2 separate regions of the Mus musculus genome follow, and region 1 is linked to region 2. A link is a loop called in an ENCODE intact Hi-C map of the cell type or tissue named here. Cell type or tissue: heart. All regions are shown on one strand.

What was found. Peaks named below come from ENCODE experiments on the same cell type or tissue, not always from the same donor. Only the 100,000 strongest peaks of a DNase experiment are listed, where the experiment ranks them.
Region 1: a loop joins it to region 2, with 5 times the contacts of the local background. A loop is called at or near these places in 19 of 42 quality-filtered maps.

Annotation. Positions count from the first base shown.
Region 1 is chr4:124,939,118-124,947,117 of GRCm38, forward strand. 9930104L06Rik (RIKEN cDNA 9930104L06 gene) reads left to right here. Exons shown (of 5, transcript NM_177573.3): 3 at 1,249-1,428; 4 at 3,236-3,354; 5 at 3,466-5,544. The coding sequence ends at 3,545. Among named protein-coding and RNA genes, the nearest start is that of 9930104L06Rik, 6.1 kb to the left of the region's middle. In heart, CTCF peaks have their summits at 4,057 (motif pointing right) and 6,015 (motif pointing right); no DNase peak of the experiment used is centred here.
Region 2 is chr4:125,094,799-125,102,798 of GRCm38, forward strand. All of the region lies in intron 4 of Meaf6 (MYST/Esa1-associated factor 6), which reads left to right. Among named protein-coding and RNA genes, the nearest start is that of Meaf6, 14 kb to the left of the region's middle. In heart, no CTCF peak of the experiment used is centred here; a DNase peak (open chromatin) is centred at 4,873.

The DNA.
Region 1 (8,000 bases), 160 kb before region 2:
AAATTACAAAAGCAGAAAAGAAGAGGGTGGCGAGGAGTGCAGCCCTCTTCTGTCGTTGTCCTTGGTGTACTGCAGTTCAGGGAGAGCTGGGAGTAAGGACTGTGTGTCCGGGACCTTGTACACCTCTGCCTTATACCTGTCTATGCACTTGGAAGCAAGAAAAGGGAAACTCAAACTGATTGTCCTGATCACAGAGTCCGTGAGAAATAGAGCCAGGAATCTGAAGTGGGCCTGCCACTTAAGCTGGGGCTTCTTACCACCACCTGGTTCTACACACAAGTGGATACATGTGTAACTAAGTAGCCCAAGAAACAGTAACAACACAGGTGTTACACAGATACTCTGTTTTCTGCTTTTTTTTTTTTTTTTTTTTTTTTTTTTGGTTTTTTTGGAGACAGGGTTTCTCTGTATAGTCCTGGCTGTCCTGGAACTCACTTTGTAGACCAGGCTGGCCTCGAACTCAGAAATCCGCCTGCCTCTGCCTCCTGAGTGCTGGGATTAAAGGTGTGCGCCACCACACCCGGCTTCTGCTTGTTCTTGATGTTAGTCATCGACTATAAGCAGGTCTTACACACTTGAGGATTTTGGATTGTTTCCTGTTTTTACACCATAAGCCACAGTAGGATATTTAGAGCTAGCGTTCTGGGCTAGAGGATCCCTTGTCCATTGGGAAGTTGCAGCCTTTGTTTTAGTGATGGGTTCCTTAGAGTCAGCATTCGAATACTATGTAGCCACTGCCAAAGGCACTTTACACACATCATAGTATTTATCTTTCCAGTGACAATTCATTCACTGATTGTGTGTTTGCTGTTCTTGGGAAACACAGTGAGCAATGAAGCCTTTATGCACAGGGGAAATAACTCACATTCTCAAGCAGTCTGTGCATGTCGAGCCCACATTGCCATTGAAGAACTGGCCAGACAAGGGCAGTTAAGATGGCTCCTGGGGTAGAGGCACTTGCCGTGTAAGCCTGATGACCTGGGTTCAATCCACGGGCCCATGGAAAGGTGGAAGGACAGAGTGGATGCCACAAAGTAGCCCTCTGATCTCCAAGCATACTCTGTCATGTGCATGCCCTTCCCTCATACTAAATTAACAAGGGTATAGCTCAGTGGTAGACCGCTTCCCTAACACGTCTAAGGGTTTGAGTCCCCTCTGAAACAAAACTTAACAGGACAGTAGTGGTTTGAGAAGGCTTACCCCCTATCTTTTTTTAGGATACTGCCTAACACCCTCCTTTTCCCACAGAGCCACCCTCCTCAAGGTCCGTAACACCATCAACAGCCACGTGGAGCAGGTGTTTCAGGCCTACGAGCAGCATGCGGCTGTGCTAGACATTGACACCGTCCTGCGCCCCTCAGTTGTGAGCCCCTCTGTGGCTGACATGTTGGAGTGGCTGCAGGACATCGACAGACATTATGGAAGCTCATATCCTTCGAGTGCTTCCTGACTGACTGCCCAGAGCCGCCCCTAGAGGCTGCAGCAGGTGCAGACTTCACAGGGTCAGCAGGCTGTATAATTCACAGGGTCAGCAGGCTGTATAATTCACAGGGTCAGCAGGCTGTATAATTCACGGGGTCAGCAGGCTGTATAATTCACGGGGTCAGCAGGCTGTATAATTCACGGGGTCAGCAGGCTGTATAATTCACGGGGTCAGCAGGCTGTATAATTCACGGGGTCAGCAGGCTGTATAATTCACGGGGTCAGCAGGCTGTATAATTCACGGGGTCAGCAGGCTGTATAATTCACGGGGTCAGCAGGCTGTATAATTCACGGGGTCAGCAGGCTGTATAATTCACGGGGTCAGCAGGCTGTATAATTCACGGGGTCAGCAGGCTGTATAATTCGTTGCAGTTCTCTAGTGCTCAGACTTGGATTCTTCTTGCACTTGTCTTTTGTTAACTAGTCATTCCTTAGAGTTTATTTATCTGCTAGGCACTACTCTTAAGTGCTGGGAGCAGGCATAAAAAGGGGGACTGCATAGTGTCAGATGTGGTGAGTGTTAAATAAGGCAGAGAAGGTGAGGGGGAATGTGATTTTAATAGTGTGGTCAGTGCAGGGACCCATGAGGCAGTGACATCCTGAGACAATGATGCTCACAGCATTTGAGCCAAGTTTGCAAGAGGGAAGGAATGAGCCATGTGGGTGTTTGGAAGAAGAGTGGTCCAGGCAGAGGCTACATGGCGTGAGCTTGTCTGGTACATGTAAGAACTGCCATAAAGCCAGTGGGGGCAAGGGCAGGGCAGGGCCGGGCAGGAGGAGAGTGACAGAGGGCCTTGATTTTTGAGAAGGATCTTGAAGGTTTTGGCTGTTACTCTGAAGTCAAAGTTCTCAGAAGCTTTAAGCAGAACCATGTGGTCAAGGCCTGTGCTTAACAGTGCTGTGTTCTGAAGAACAGTTGGCATGGCGGGAAGCAAGCCTGAGAGCAGGAAATTAGCCGCAGTCCTGACCTTTTCTCCATTCGTGCCCATGGCTGTCATCTGACCCTGGTTTTGCTCCTGGTCTTGAGTCTCAGTTTCCTGTGCTGCCTCCAGCTGGCTCGCTTAGTGAACTCCAAATTCAAGTTTAAAGCTGAACATGGACCAGCAATGCCCACTGTGTTACTGATTTTCATGTTGTGATTAATATCGAACACGAAGCAGGACAGACAGATTTATTTCAGGTCATAGCTGAGGGATATGTCCGTCACGGAGGGAAGCGCACAGAGACAGGAGCTTAAGCCACTGGTCACATTGCGCCTGCATCAGGACGCAGGGACTGCTGACTGCTGGCGCTCTGTTCACTTTCTGTTCATTCTGGGACCCCGGCCTGTGGACTGACACCGTCCACATTCAGAGGAGTCCTCCCACTTCAGTTAAACCTTTCTAGAGACAACATCACAGATGCAACCTGTATCATGTTTCCATGACGATTCTAAATCCAGACAAGTTGACAAAGGAGATTGTCACCCAATCTAGATATGTAGGGACGATCTTCCTCCTGTCCCTCTGTTTCCTATTATAACTGCAATAGTGGTACTAGGTGTGCTAGTGGCGCCGCTAACCCTGATATCGCTAAGCACTGCCATAGGCTAGGCGCTGGAGGCCCTGGTTGGCTCTACTCTCCTGCCTTGATTTCTAATCACATTACTGAGATGGACCACATTCAACAGTAGTCCCATAAGAGCATATGACCTAGTGACACAGATATCTTGTAAGTTCCTTTTTCTTCTGAGCAGTCCTTAACTTCTGGGAAGGTACCTGAAGAGAAAGTACCTCCTCTCCTCCATCCACTGGGGAGACTTGGCCAGCATCCAAGCACTGCCCAAGGCCTGGGACCAGATTTCAGAAAATGAGTGCCAAACTCTTGTGTCAGGTACTGGTGTCCGTCAGTCCTGTGCTGCCTCTCTGGAGAGGTTAGACACACCCCCTCCGTGCTCTTGGGCCTTGATAAACCTGATGCTTTGTCCCTTGCTTCCTGTTCTAGATGTCCTGGTGAGTGTCTCCTTCTTCCTGGAGGAGCCAGGAGGCTGTGCAGCGTCTGGAGATCTGGAGCACCACAGCTGAGGGCTGCCATTGCTACACTAGGCTATTTCTAAGTGAGGGTCAGCATTGCTACCTGACTCACTGGAATAGCAGTGCCTAGGACTTCTCCGTGCTAGGCCATGGCCAAGGGTCCATGACAGCTGCACCTATGACTCTGAGAAGCAGATAGAGGCTGAGGAGACAGGAAAGGCAGTGCTGATAAACAGTGTCCACCAAGGCAGGAAAGGGCAGAATGCAAGGTTGTGTGGCCACCGCTGCCTATGTCATCTGAACCATAGTCTCTGGTTGGCTCAGGTCCTGATTCTGTGTGTGTCAGTATCTGAGTCCTTAATGGCTTAAAGATAGGAGTGGGTCTGGGAGTCCAGGGCGGGAGCAGTGTGTGTGTCTGGGGGGAGGGGGAAAGTTGGGGGACAAAGTCAATCACCTGCAAAACCCCAAAAAGGAAAGGACTGAAGAAAAGGGAACTTTTAAAATGTTTACTCCTTCACCGAAGCTCATTATGAAGCCAGTTTCCATTTCCAAAGTCAGCCACCAGGGGGCGATGGTGCAGCGTGAGCGGTTCTGAATGCCTTGTTCTTGAGGGAGGTCCCCTGTTGCTGTTAAAAGCCACTGAGGTGTCTGTGGGGAGCTGGGTATCCCACCCAGGACTAGGGAGGCAAAGACAGGTGGGTCTTTGTGATTTTGAGATCACCTTGGTCTCTATAGCTCCAGGTCAACCAAGGCCACATACTGAGACTGTCTCAAAAAGGAAGACAAAAAGGTAAAGGGACCTTGCATTGGCCACGGTCTTCTGAGTTTGGGGTAACCGGCCAGGGGAGGGAATGCCGGCTGTGATGGTTGGTTTTTATGGTCCACTTGACAAAGCCACCTCGGAAGGGAGTCTCAGTGAGGAATGTTCTAGATTTGGTTGGCTTGCAGACATGCAAGATTTTCTTAACTGAGGTGAGAAGACCCATCCTGAATGTGAGTGGCAGCATTTCATGGGCTGGAGCCAGGATCAAAGGAGAAAGAGCAGGCTAAGCACTTAGCAGGCATTCACCTTTGATGGTGAGTATGCTGTGACCAGCAGCTGCTTCAGGTTCCTGCCACTGACTCTCCTGTAGTAATGGATTCTAACTTCAAATTATAAGCCCAATATCTGCCAATAGGTGTTATCATGTTTTAGGGTTCTCTAAAGGAACAGGACTAGTGATAACATGAATGAATATAAAGAGAGAGTACTGAGGGCAGCAAGAGTGAGGGCCGGCGTACCTAAAGCAAAAGCTTTCTTCTTCCATATGATGATATGTGGACTCCCACCACAGGGTGTGGCCCAGATATGGGGTGGGTCCTACCCCCGAATGATCCAGATTTAGAGTGGGTCTTCCCACCTCAAATGATCCAATCAAGAAAGCCCTCACAGGCCTGCCTAGTTGCTTGAGTCTTAGTTGATTCCAGATGTCAAGTTGACAGCAAAGATTAGCTATCACATGCAGTGCCGGGAAAGAGACTGAGAGGCAGCCTGGAGTGGTGCCGACCCTTGCCTTCTGTGCCACAGCCACTGCTCGGGGGTCTCAGCTTCCCATGTGCTCTACGAGTCAGGGCTGCCGTGTACAGGGCGTAGTGCAGAGAATGGGTTTATTTTAGCTTTTGATTTTACAAGATTGGGTTTCTCTGTGTAGCCCTGGCTGTCCTGGAACTCACTCTAAACCAGGCTGATCTCAAAGATCCACCTGCCTCTGCCTCCTGAGTACTAGGATCAAAGGCATGCGCCACCACCACCCACCCAGCTAAGGATGGAGACTTTTAAAAAGAAAGTGGCTTTGTTTTCTTACTATATTTTTTGTTTTCAATTAAAGAAAAAATTTAAATACAGAAAAGTATAATGTAAAACCCACCCTAATATTTTGATCTGTATCCCTTTACTGTTCTTCACAAATTTCAAAACAAAGACATTGACACAAACTCATTGTTTCTAAATTTGTGGATAGTTGGACATCTGTAAATAAGTCAATAAAACTGTACTATATAGGCTATATGACATTTGGTAAATATATTACTTTTTTTTGCTCTTTATGCATGTTTGTGTATATGCATGCATGCTAATGTATGTGAGCATATGTGCATGTATGTGTGTGGTAACCAGAGGATGACTTTAGATGTCATCCTTAGGAGTGCCATCCTCCCCCTTTGCGGCAGAGTCTCTCATTGGCTTTGAACTTACCAGTTAAACTATCCTGGCTGGCCAGTGAGCTAGGGGATCCTCTCCCTCCACCTCCCCAGTTCTGGGATTGCCACAGCAACTAATGATCTTCCTCAGCCTCTCTAATGCCAGAGTTAGAGGTGTGCCACTGTGCCCGCTGTTAGTACTGAGCCCTATGCTGAGCCCTGGGTATAGAAATGAAAGAAAGCCACTGGGAGTATTATAGTTCGACAGGATATTTTTTTTTAATGTGTATGAGTGTTTTGCCTGCATATATGTCTGTAAACCATTTGTGTGCCTGGTGCTAACTAAGGCCAGTAGAGGGCATCCTGATGCTAGCCTCCAAGGTCTATTCCCTTATTTGGCCACTTCCTCCAAATAAGGCTGACCACCAGGGTCAAGCTATCAAAGTATTGAAGTCCAGCAATCAAATGCCCCCTTTGGCTCACCTAATTAACCTGTCCAATTAAAATTAAACACCTAATCCTAACCCAGTATTTTCCCTTGGCCTTTAGAAACTGCCATTTTCCTGTGGGCCACATCTGTCTCCTCTCTATCCAGAAGCAGTTGTCTATCCTCTGGGACAAATATCCCTTCCCCGCTCCCTTGTTCTCTGCCCTTCCCCTCTTCCTTGTCCTCTGTCTCCTGTCTTTGCCTCTTATTCGCCACCCTCCTTTGTGCTGAGAACTTGGTCCTGGAGGTCCTGGGGTGATAATGACCTTTTACACTCATCTTAGCTGGGCGGTGGTGGCGCACGCCTTTAATCCCAGCACTTGGGAGGCAGAGGCAGGCGAATTTCTGAGTTCGAGGCCAGCCTGGTCTACAGAGTGAGTTCCAGGACAGCCAGGGCTACACAGAGAACCCCTGTCTCGGAAAAACAAAACAAAACAATACACTCATCTTGTCGGTATGGGTCTGTTTCTGATGAGGCCTCAGGTAATGCTAATGCTGGTGGTCTAGGGATTGTAAAGAATCTGATTCTGATTTGTATTATAAAGTAACAGAATGAGTACAGGTGAGGTCAAAAGCACCGAGGGAGAAGAGAGGCGCTGACTGCATGGGGACCACTTGAAGAGTGCCATTGTGTGCTGGCACCGTGCGTGTTACATTTACTCCCAGAGCCTGGCACCTTAATACAATTCAGAGCAACAGCTGTGTAGAGTTCCTAGGATGGGATGGTAAGGTCCCACCTGTGAGGGCAGCTTGGCCCAGATTGGGTAGAATCTTGAGTTTTTACTTAACCGTTTGTATTGGGGGTGAGGGGCCAGAGGAGATGGCTTTCAGTAAAGAGAGTAGGCACAGTAAAGTGAGTAGGCACAGGGACCTGAGTGTCCTTGGCACTCACACTAAAGCCAGGTGCAGTATCATGCACCTGTAATCTCAGGCCAGCGGAGGGGATTGGATCCCTGGAACTCGGGTTACAGATGACTATAAGCTGCCATGTGGGTGCTGGGAACTGAACTTGGGTCCTCTGCTAAAGCAGCAAGTGCTTTTAACTACTAAGCCCTCTCTCTAGTCCCTAAAGTGCTATCTTCCTGATTATTATTTTAGACTTAAGATCTAAAATAAGTGTGATTTACTTGCTGAATAAGGTACACGTCATCTGAAGTGTAAAATCCAGGGAAGACTTCTCCCCCATCTACCCAGTTCCCGTCATTGCAGACAGCCGATGCTAAGCGCCTCTGGTGCCTCTGTGCAGTGGGTATTCTCTGAGGTGGTCCCTGGTGAAGCCACCTCTGATGCTTGTGCCCTGTTCACTCTTTGCCACCCTTTGATGTGGGCCCCTTTGAAGCTCAGCTTCTAATGAGTAGAACAGAAGTAGGTTACAGAGAGCACTGCTTTTCCAGCAGTTCTTCCAGGGGACCCAGGTTCAATTCCCAGTACCCACAACTCCAGTAGCTCCAGCTCCTGGGGGTCCATTGCCTTCACACACACAAATGCTGCAAAACACCGATGCACATGAGATAAAAATTTTATCTGCTTTTATCTTGGATGCTGCCTCCTGCTCTCTCTTGTATCCCCCTCTTAGGGGAAGTTAGCTGAGATGCTATGAGGCCACCTTGTAGAGAGATGCCAGAGAGGTCTGCTGAGCAACACTGTGAGGGAGTTGGGAGACATCCTCCCTGCACCGGTTGAATCCTCAGATTCAACAGCCCTAGACGATGGTCTGACCATGATGCCAGCCAAGCTGTGCTTGGATTCCTGGCTGGCACATGCAAACAGAAAAATTATTTAAGTCACTATGCTTCAGGGTGCCTTTCCTCCCGTGGCAGCAGCTGGCCTGCATAGGAAAC
Region 2 (8,000 bases):
TCACTTGCAAAAAATTTCCTCTCCACATACGTTATTTCTCCTTCCTTTGGCTTCATGTTTGCCCAACGAGAAAGATGGTGGATTTGCGAGGCCCTTAGAGAGGAATTTCATGGAAGTTGTGAAGTGTCAGACATTTTAGTGAAATGAATTAGGTGCGAGAGAAAGCAGACAGGCAGATTTTCTCCTCGCAGTCTTGGCAGGGCATGCAGGGGCTGCTGCGTGTTCTGAGGTGTCCAGCAGAGCGACTCTGCTCCCGTGCTTCGTGTGGCTTGTCCTCCATCCCTCTGGGAGACCAGCCTACCATCAGACACTGCCTTTAGTCACCCTTCCTTTTCTTTACCGTGTAGGCTTCCTGGACTTCGCTCTAAAGAAAAGTTGCTTATTTTTCTGTCAGTGAGAAACAAGCTCTCTCATCGTCTTCAGTGCAGCTCTGTCAGGGGACTGGTTGACTCGAAGTTGGGCAGCCCTTGAGTTTCCATGAGCTAAGAAAGGAAATTCTCGTTTTTTTTTTTTTTTTAAGATTTATTTATTATATGTATATAAGTATACTGTCACTATCTTCAGACACACCAGAAGAGGGCATCAGATCCCATTACAGATGGTTGTGAGCCACCATGTGGTTGCTGGGAATTGAACTCAGGACCTCTAGAAGAGCAGTCAGTGCTCTAACCACTGAGCCATCTCTCCAGCCCCCTCGTTTTGTATTTTAATAGCTTCTAGTCCTCATGGTTCCTCGTCTGTCAGATGTGTCACCAACAGACTAGTAATTCTGCAGCACAAGGTGGCTCGGGCTGGCACTGGTTCTGTGGCAGAGCATTTGCCTAGCATGTATGAGACCCAGAGTTTGATCCCTGGCACTGTGTGCCCATAGCCAAAACCAAGTTCTCAGAAGAGTCCGCCTCCCTTTTAACTTTTTCTTTCTTTTGAGCATTTTGAGACAGGGTCTCAGCCCAGGCTGGCCTCAAATTCACTATGCAGCCAAGAAAGGCCTCGCACTTGCTTCTTATCCTCCTGAATGCTAGCCTGGCTCACTTGGTGCTGGGGATTGAACCCAGGGCTTTGAGCACAGTGGGCGAGCACTTTACTAACTGAGCTACATCCCCAGCCAGCTCTCATGGCTCTTGATGGCCCTATTAGTCCTCTGGGAGGAGAGTTGCTGCCTTGGCTATCGCTTTATCAGAGAGGAGACCTAGGAGAGTTCTCTCTTCGTGGGTTGAGTAGTTGGCCATTGAGTGAGCTATAGAGTGTGAGCGCTGTCTGTCTGTCTGTCTGGCACTCCCGCAGCAGAGACTGCAGATGGATAGGTAGGAGGCGCTTTTGCTTCCTGGTGTCTTCTCAGAATTGGAGTTGAGGCAGGTTGCCTTTCTCTCCTCTCTCAGATTCCAGTCTTCCAGCGCTTCATGACTCAGTCTTTCCCTCTCCTCTCACTCTGCCGCGGTCCAAGGCTGTGGTCTCCTGCCCTGCTCTCCTCTCCTCTCCTCCCTGGCAGTGTTCCCAGCTTTGACTTTAGAAAAGATCTTTAACATCAATATTTAATACATGCTGTCTATTAGCAACAGGACCTATTAATACAATTGAAACCACACTGTAGCCAAAGCAGGCCTTGAACTTGTAACCCTCCTGCCTCTGTGAACCTGGGATTTCAGGCCTAACTAGGCCCTTGTGTTATACTCTGGTCCAGTTTAAGGAAAGAGCTTTGACTCATCCATGTGTGAGGACACATTGTGTGTATTACATGTGGGCCTGGACTGTGCTCTGCTGGTTGGAGTCAGTCCCCCCACCTACGTCTGCATCATGGATATTGTTCTGTGGTAAGCAGCCACAGCGTTGGGTCCAGGAATCCAGGCGTGGCTTGTCCCCTCCACTGCCCCAATTTCAGTTCTCTTGCGAATGATATTTTGACTAAGGGTTCCTCTTCTCCCATATCCTCACCAGCATTTGTTGTCCATTACTTTTTAGAGACAGGGTCTCACTGTGTAGCCTGGACTCAAAGACATCACCTGATTATTTTCCCTGGTATTAAAGGCTCGTTTCACAGGATAGCTGTCTTGTTTTCTTGGGATTGACCATTTCTTTCTTTTTTTTTTCTTTTTTGGTTTTTCGAGACAGGGTTTCTCTGTGTAGCCCTGGCTGTCCTGGAACTCATTTTGTAGACCAGGCTGGCCTTGAACTCAGAAATCTGACTGCCTTTGCCTCCCGAGTGCTGGGATCAAAGGCGTGCGCCCGGCTGGAGGGGTTGACCATTTATGTTGGAGTGAGGTGGAATCTCTTTGCATTTCTTTGATAGCAAGGAAACTGACTGTTTCAAGTATGTTTCAGCAGGCCATTTGCAATTCCTCCCCTCCCACCCCCAAGGTTTCTCTGCATAACTCTGGCTATCCTTACTAGACTAGATAGACCAGGCTGGCCTCGAGCTCATAGAGATCTGACTGCCTCTGTTCCCCTATTCCCTGCTAATTTGTATTTCTTCTTTAGACAGCTGCCCATTACTGTTCACTAGACCGCCCCCCTTTTTTTTGATCATATAGCTTGGGTTTTTGGTGTATAATTTTTGCATTTTGAAAAATTGTGTGTGTGTGTGTGTGTGTGTGTAGTTGTGTGCACATGTGGAAACTGGAAGAGCACAGTAGGGCTGCCCCTAGCCTATTCCTTCGAGGCAGAGTCTTTTCCTGAACCCCATGCTTGTCTTTTCCCTGCTTGGCCGGGAGCCGTAAACCCCACTGACCTGTCTGCATCTGCAGAGCTGGGGGTGTAGGGTGTGCAGGAGGTCTGAGCTCTCCTCATGCTTGCACAGCAGGTGCCCTGACCACTGAGTCATTTCCTTCAGCCCCCAGTTGCAAAGCAAAACACCCAGGCTATTAATTCATGTGTCGTGGGCAGATGGCAAAGATTTGTCCCCTCACTGTAGCCTCCTCCACCCTGGGCTTTGCTCTGCTGTGTAGAAGCTTCTTGAGTTCCCACAATCCCACTGGTCAGTTGGGGTTACTTCCTGTGCTGTTGGAGTCCTGTATGGGAAATAGGAAATACTTGTCTTTGCCTGGATCTTTAGTGTGTGTGTGTGTGGGTATGTGTGTGTGTATATATATATATACACACACACACACACACACACACCACACATATACATATATACATATACACACACACATAAATTATGTGTATAATGTGGGGTGGGGGTGAGGTACAGATGGGGGGTGTCTGTGTCTGTGTGAGTATGTTGACTCCTGGAGGCCAGAAGAAGGTATTGGCTTCTGGCGCTGGAGGCCGTGGCAGAGCCCCTGACATGGGTGCTTGGGAACTGAACAGTTGGTAACGGTCGCGTGTTAGTCACTGTATTCTTCATGTCCATTTACTTCTTTCTTCGGCGTTGTAAAGGTTTCCTTTTTATTTTACTTTATTTCATTCTGAGATGAGGGTTTCACTGTGTGTTCAGGTTGGCCTGGCCCCCTCCATAGATCAGGCTAGCATTGAACTCAGAGTGATCTGGCTGCCCTGCTTTCTGACTGCTGGGACTAAAGGTGTGCCACCACTACCTGCCGAGTGTCCTAAAGTTGAATTGGAGACATCTTTTAGATCCTGGATAGTTTTTTTTTTTTAAAAGATTTATTATTTATTTTATGTATGAGCATGCTGCAGTTAGTTGTCTTCAGACACACCAGAAGAGGGCATCAGACCCCATTACAGATGGTTATGAGCCACCATGTGGTTGCTGGGAATTGTACTCAGGACCTCTGGAAGAGCAGCCAAGTACTCTTAACCGCTGAACCATCTCTCCAGCCCTGATAGGTTTATTTTTAAGTATTCTATTTCATTTTATTCGAAGTAAATAGAATTCATTCCCCCTGGCTTCTTTTTAGGTGAATCATTAATGCATGTTCTCTTTTCTTTCTTCCTTTCTTTCTCTCCCTCTCTCTCTCTCTCTCTTCTTCTCTTCTCTTCTCTTCTCTTCTCTTCTCTTCTCTTCTCTTCTTTTCTTTTCTTTCATGAAACAGGGTTTCAGTATATAATATAGTCCTGGCTAACTTACAGAGATCCACCTGCCTCTATTTCCTGAGTGCTGGGATTAAAGGTGTTCGGCACTACAGCTGGCCTCATTTTATCTTTTTTTTTAAAAAGACTAACAATTTCTTTGTATTCTGTGTGAATAGGTGTTTTGTCTATGTGTGCACTGTGTGTATATAATCCTAGACATCAAGTCCCCTGGAGCGAGAGTTATGAACTGTTGTGGGCCGCCACATGGGTGCTGGCAACCAAACCCAGCTCCTCCGCCACAGCAGCCAATGCTCTTAAGAGCAGCCATCTTAGCCAGGCGTGGTGGTACACGCCTTTAATCCCAGCACTCCGGAGGCAGAGGCAGGCGGATTTCTGAGTTCAAGGCCAGCCTGGTCTACAGAGTGAGTTCCAGGACAGCCAGGGCTACACAGAGAAACCCTGTCTCGAAAAACCAAAAAAAAAAAAAAAAAAAAAGAGCAGCCATCCCAGCCCAGTTGTCTTTCTGAGATGAGATCGTGCTGTGTTGCTCAGGCTGGTCTTGAACAAACAGAGCTCTGTCTGCTCTGAGCTGTCTCATCGTTGTTGTCAGAGATGAGCCAACCTTAACACCAGGCTCCATTCTGGACTGGACTCAGTTTTGTAGATCTCTGCTGATTACTGTAGCTTTGTGAGGGTGAGTTTTAAAATCTTTTTTCGCTTTTCTACTGGCTTGTTTGTTTTAAGACATCGTCCTGTTCTGTAGTCCAGCTGGCCTTGAATTCGTGGTCTTCCTTCCTCAGCCTTCTGAGTGCTGGGATCCCAGGTGTGTGCCAGCACCAGCTTTCTTGGTAACTTCTACGGGTCTGTCTAGTCTTGTGCCTCTCCATGGCTCTGGAGCGCCCTCTTGTGGTGCTTTCCTGCATCGTGGTCAAATTAGTTCCATCATTTCTGGGATCTGGCTGTTTCTTTGCTTTTGGGGGGAGGGGGATGGAAGAACCGTGTGTACTGTGAGTGTGGTCACATGTGTTATATATGAGTGTGGTCACGTGTTATATATGTTCCATGGCATTGATTCTCTCCCTGTCAAGGAATTTAATTTCAACTCATACGGTCTCAGGCCTGCACAGGAAGCACTTACTGCTAGGTCTTCTTGCTTAGTGCTTCTGCTTTTAAGTTCTGCTTGCTTGTTTGTTCATTTGTTTGAATGTGGTTTTGAGATGTAGTGCAGGCTGGCCTTGAACTCCTGATCTTCCTTCCTTGGCTTTCCCAGCCCTGGGATTGCAGGCATACGCTACTGTGCTACACTGTTTTGTTTTATCTTTTTTAAAAAATCATTTACATATTTTGTGTATGTGAGTACCCTGTAGCTGTCTTCAGACACACCAGAAGAGGGCATGCACATGTACATTGAGGTGCCTGTGTGGAGCTTGAAGGACATCCTTGGATGTTAGTCTTTCCCTCTCCCGCATGTGAGACAGGGTCTCTTTGTGTTCTTCACTGCACTACGTAAGCCAGGCATTCTGGCCCAGGGCTTCCAGGGTTTTCCTGTCTCGGGCTCCCGTGTCCCTGTAGGAGCTGGGTTACAGGTGTGTGCGTCTGTGTCCAGTTTTATGTAGGTTCTGGAAATCCAAATTTACATGCAAATGCTTTACCCACTGAGACATCCACTTGCTTTTTATTTTCGGACAGGGTATTCCTTTGTAGCTCTGGCTGACCTAGAACTCGATATGTAGACCAGCCTGGCCTTGAACTTGGAGGCAGTCCTCCTGTTTGAACCCTTTCTGTTGTTTGTTTGTTTGTTTGTTTGTTTTTTTAAAGCCTATGCTTCTCTGCTTCTGGTGGCTATATACTTTTAAAAAAATCTAATGTAAAGACAGAAAGGAACACATTGACCTCTGACCTTCCTGTGGACACAGACCCTTCTGACCATCTTTAGAGGCAAACACTAACGTACTTAAGGTCCATTCGTCGTTGAGTAGAGTTCAGGTCTTCCTGACTTTATCCAGGGATAGTTTCTGGAAGCTGGACGTGGTAATGCACAGCTGTGACCCCAGAACGGGGGAGGCAAAGATGGAGGGTGGGGCCCCAGGCCAGTGTGGAGCGCACTGTAGCCCAGGCCAGCATGGAACTCATTGTAGCCCAGGCTGGTCCTGGACTTGAGGCAGCTTACTGCCTCTGACAACCTGCCTTCTCCTGCTGCTTTCCTCCTTCCTTCCTGTGGGGAGCAAGGATTGACCCTGGGCCTTGTCTGGGCCTTGTTCATGCCGTGTGAGCGCTTTACTCTGAGGCCACCTGACCCTGAGGCAGTATTTAGGCGATGTTCTTGAACATGCTTCTGTTGTTTAAATGTATCCAAGTGATGGTGATGATGATGATGATGAATGTTTGGACATAGGAGCTCTTTATGTAGCCCAGGCTGTCCTTGAACTTGAGACTTCCTGTCTCACCTTCCTGAGTGCCAGGGTTATAGGCATGTGCCACCCAACCTGACTTTTGAAGCGCTGTTTTAAAATTGACGATTTATGTCAGTTGAAGAACATTAATTACTACTTCATTCAAGCCTCCCTGAGCCAATGGTCTAGCTTACTGGCCGGGTTCGGTACTCAGGATTGCCAGAGGCAGGGGAAAACCATGGGGGGTCGTGCCTGTAATCTCAGCGTCCTGGAGCTGGGGCTGGAAGACGGGAAGTCCATGTCTTAGTAGGCAAACACAATGGCTAAGCCAGATGCCTTGAGTCTGATCCGAGAGGTGACGGAGAGAGCCGAGCCTCCCAAGCTGTTCCCTGACCTCCTTTTGCTTGCCGTGGATATCATTTACTTTGCATTGCTGTCAGTAGTACCGTCACCAGGGGAAGTTTAGTTTGGCTTCCTTTATGGTGCGAGAATGGGTTCCCCGTGTAGGAAGCTGGCTGATTCTATTTTGTCACACTTGAAAGAGAGAGTGAGCAAGAAGTGGGGCGAACCTCTGCCCACTGAGCCTGCCCTTAGTGGCATACTTTCTCCTGCAGGTTGTACACTCTCCCAAGCAGCTCCACTGCCTAGGGATAGGTGTTTAAAGGCCTGAGCCTGTGGGGACAGGCCCATTGAAACTACCCTGCTGTGGCACCCTCCCTCCCCCGAACATACACATAAATGAGTAAAATGAAATTTTAAAAAGATAAAGGGGTGGAGCTGGAGAGATGCAGTTGTTAAGAACGCTTGTGCTTGTTCAGAGGACCGTGGGTCAGATCCCAGTGCCAGTGTCTGATGCCGTAATACCAGCTCCAGGAGATCCGATGTCTTTTTACTTCTGCAGGCACCTGCACTCCACTGCTTATAACCCTACCCGTGCACACATACACATCGTTTCAAAATGAAGTAAATTAAAAAGTTGGGGGGAAAAGTTCTGGGGTATCCTCTGAGACCTAGGAAGTTCACGGCCCAAGTTCCCATGAGACAATCTCTATCTTCCCTCCAAAAAAAAAAAAGATCCAAGACGGCAGTAATCAACGGATGGACTGGACGCTGCTCCCCACTGGGTACCACCTTCTTTTTGCTTTTTAAATTTATTTTTTTAAATGGTCTGTATGTGTCGGGCAGGGCAGGGTGTGGGGTGTGTGTGTGTGTGTATGTGTGTGTGTGTGTGCGTGTGCATGTGGGTGCAGGTACCCAAGGAGGCCAGAGGTGTCGGATCTCCTGCCGCTGCAGTTCCAGTGGGTGAGCCTTATGACATGAGTTCTGGGAGTTAGGCTCGGGTCCTCTGTAAGAGCAGTGCCTGCTTTTAATCTCAGAGTCATTTCTCCAGCTCATCCTCCACCAACTCTTCACTGAAAGGCAGGATTCTCTGACCGTTTGTCAGTTCTGCCAAGGCGTAACCCTTCCTCTCTTCAGTGTGCTCCATATTGAAATGGCCCTTAGTGCTCTGAGTTGTGGTCAGGCTTGTCCCCCGCACTGCTGCAGACCACGTGGATTTCAGGGGTTTCCTAGCTTTGATACTTTGAGTGCCTGTTCCCCGTCTTCTTTGTTCCATGGCCCGTGGGGACTTGAGGA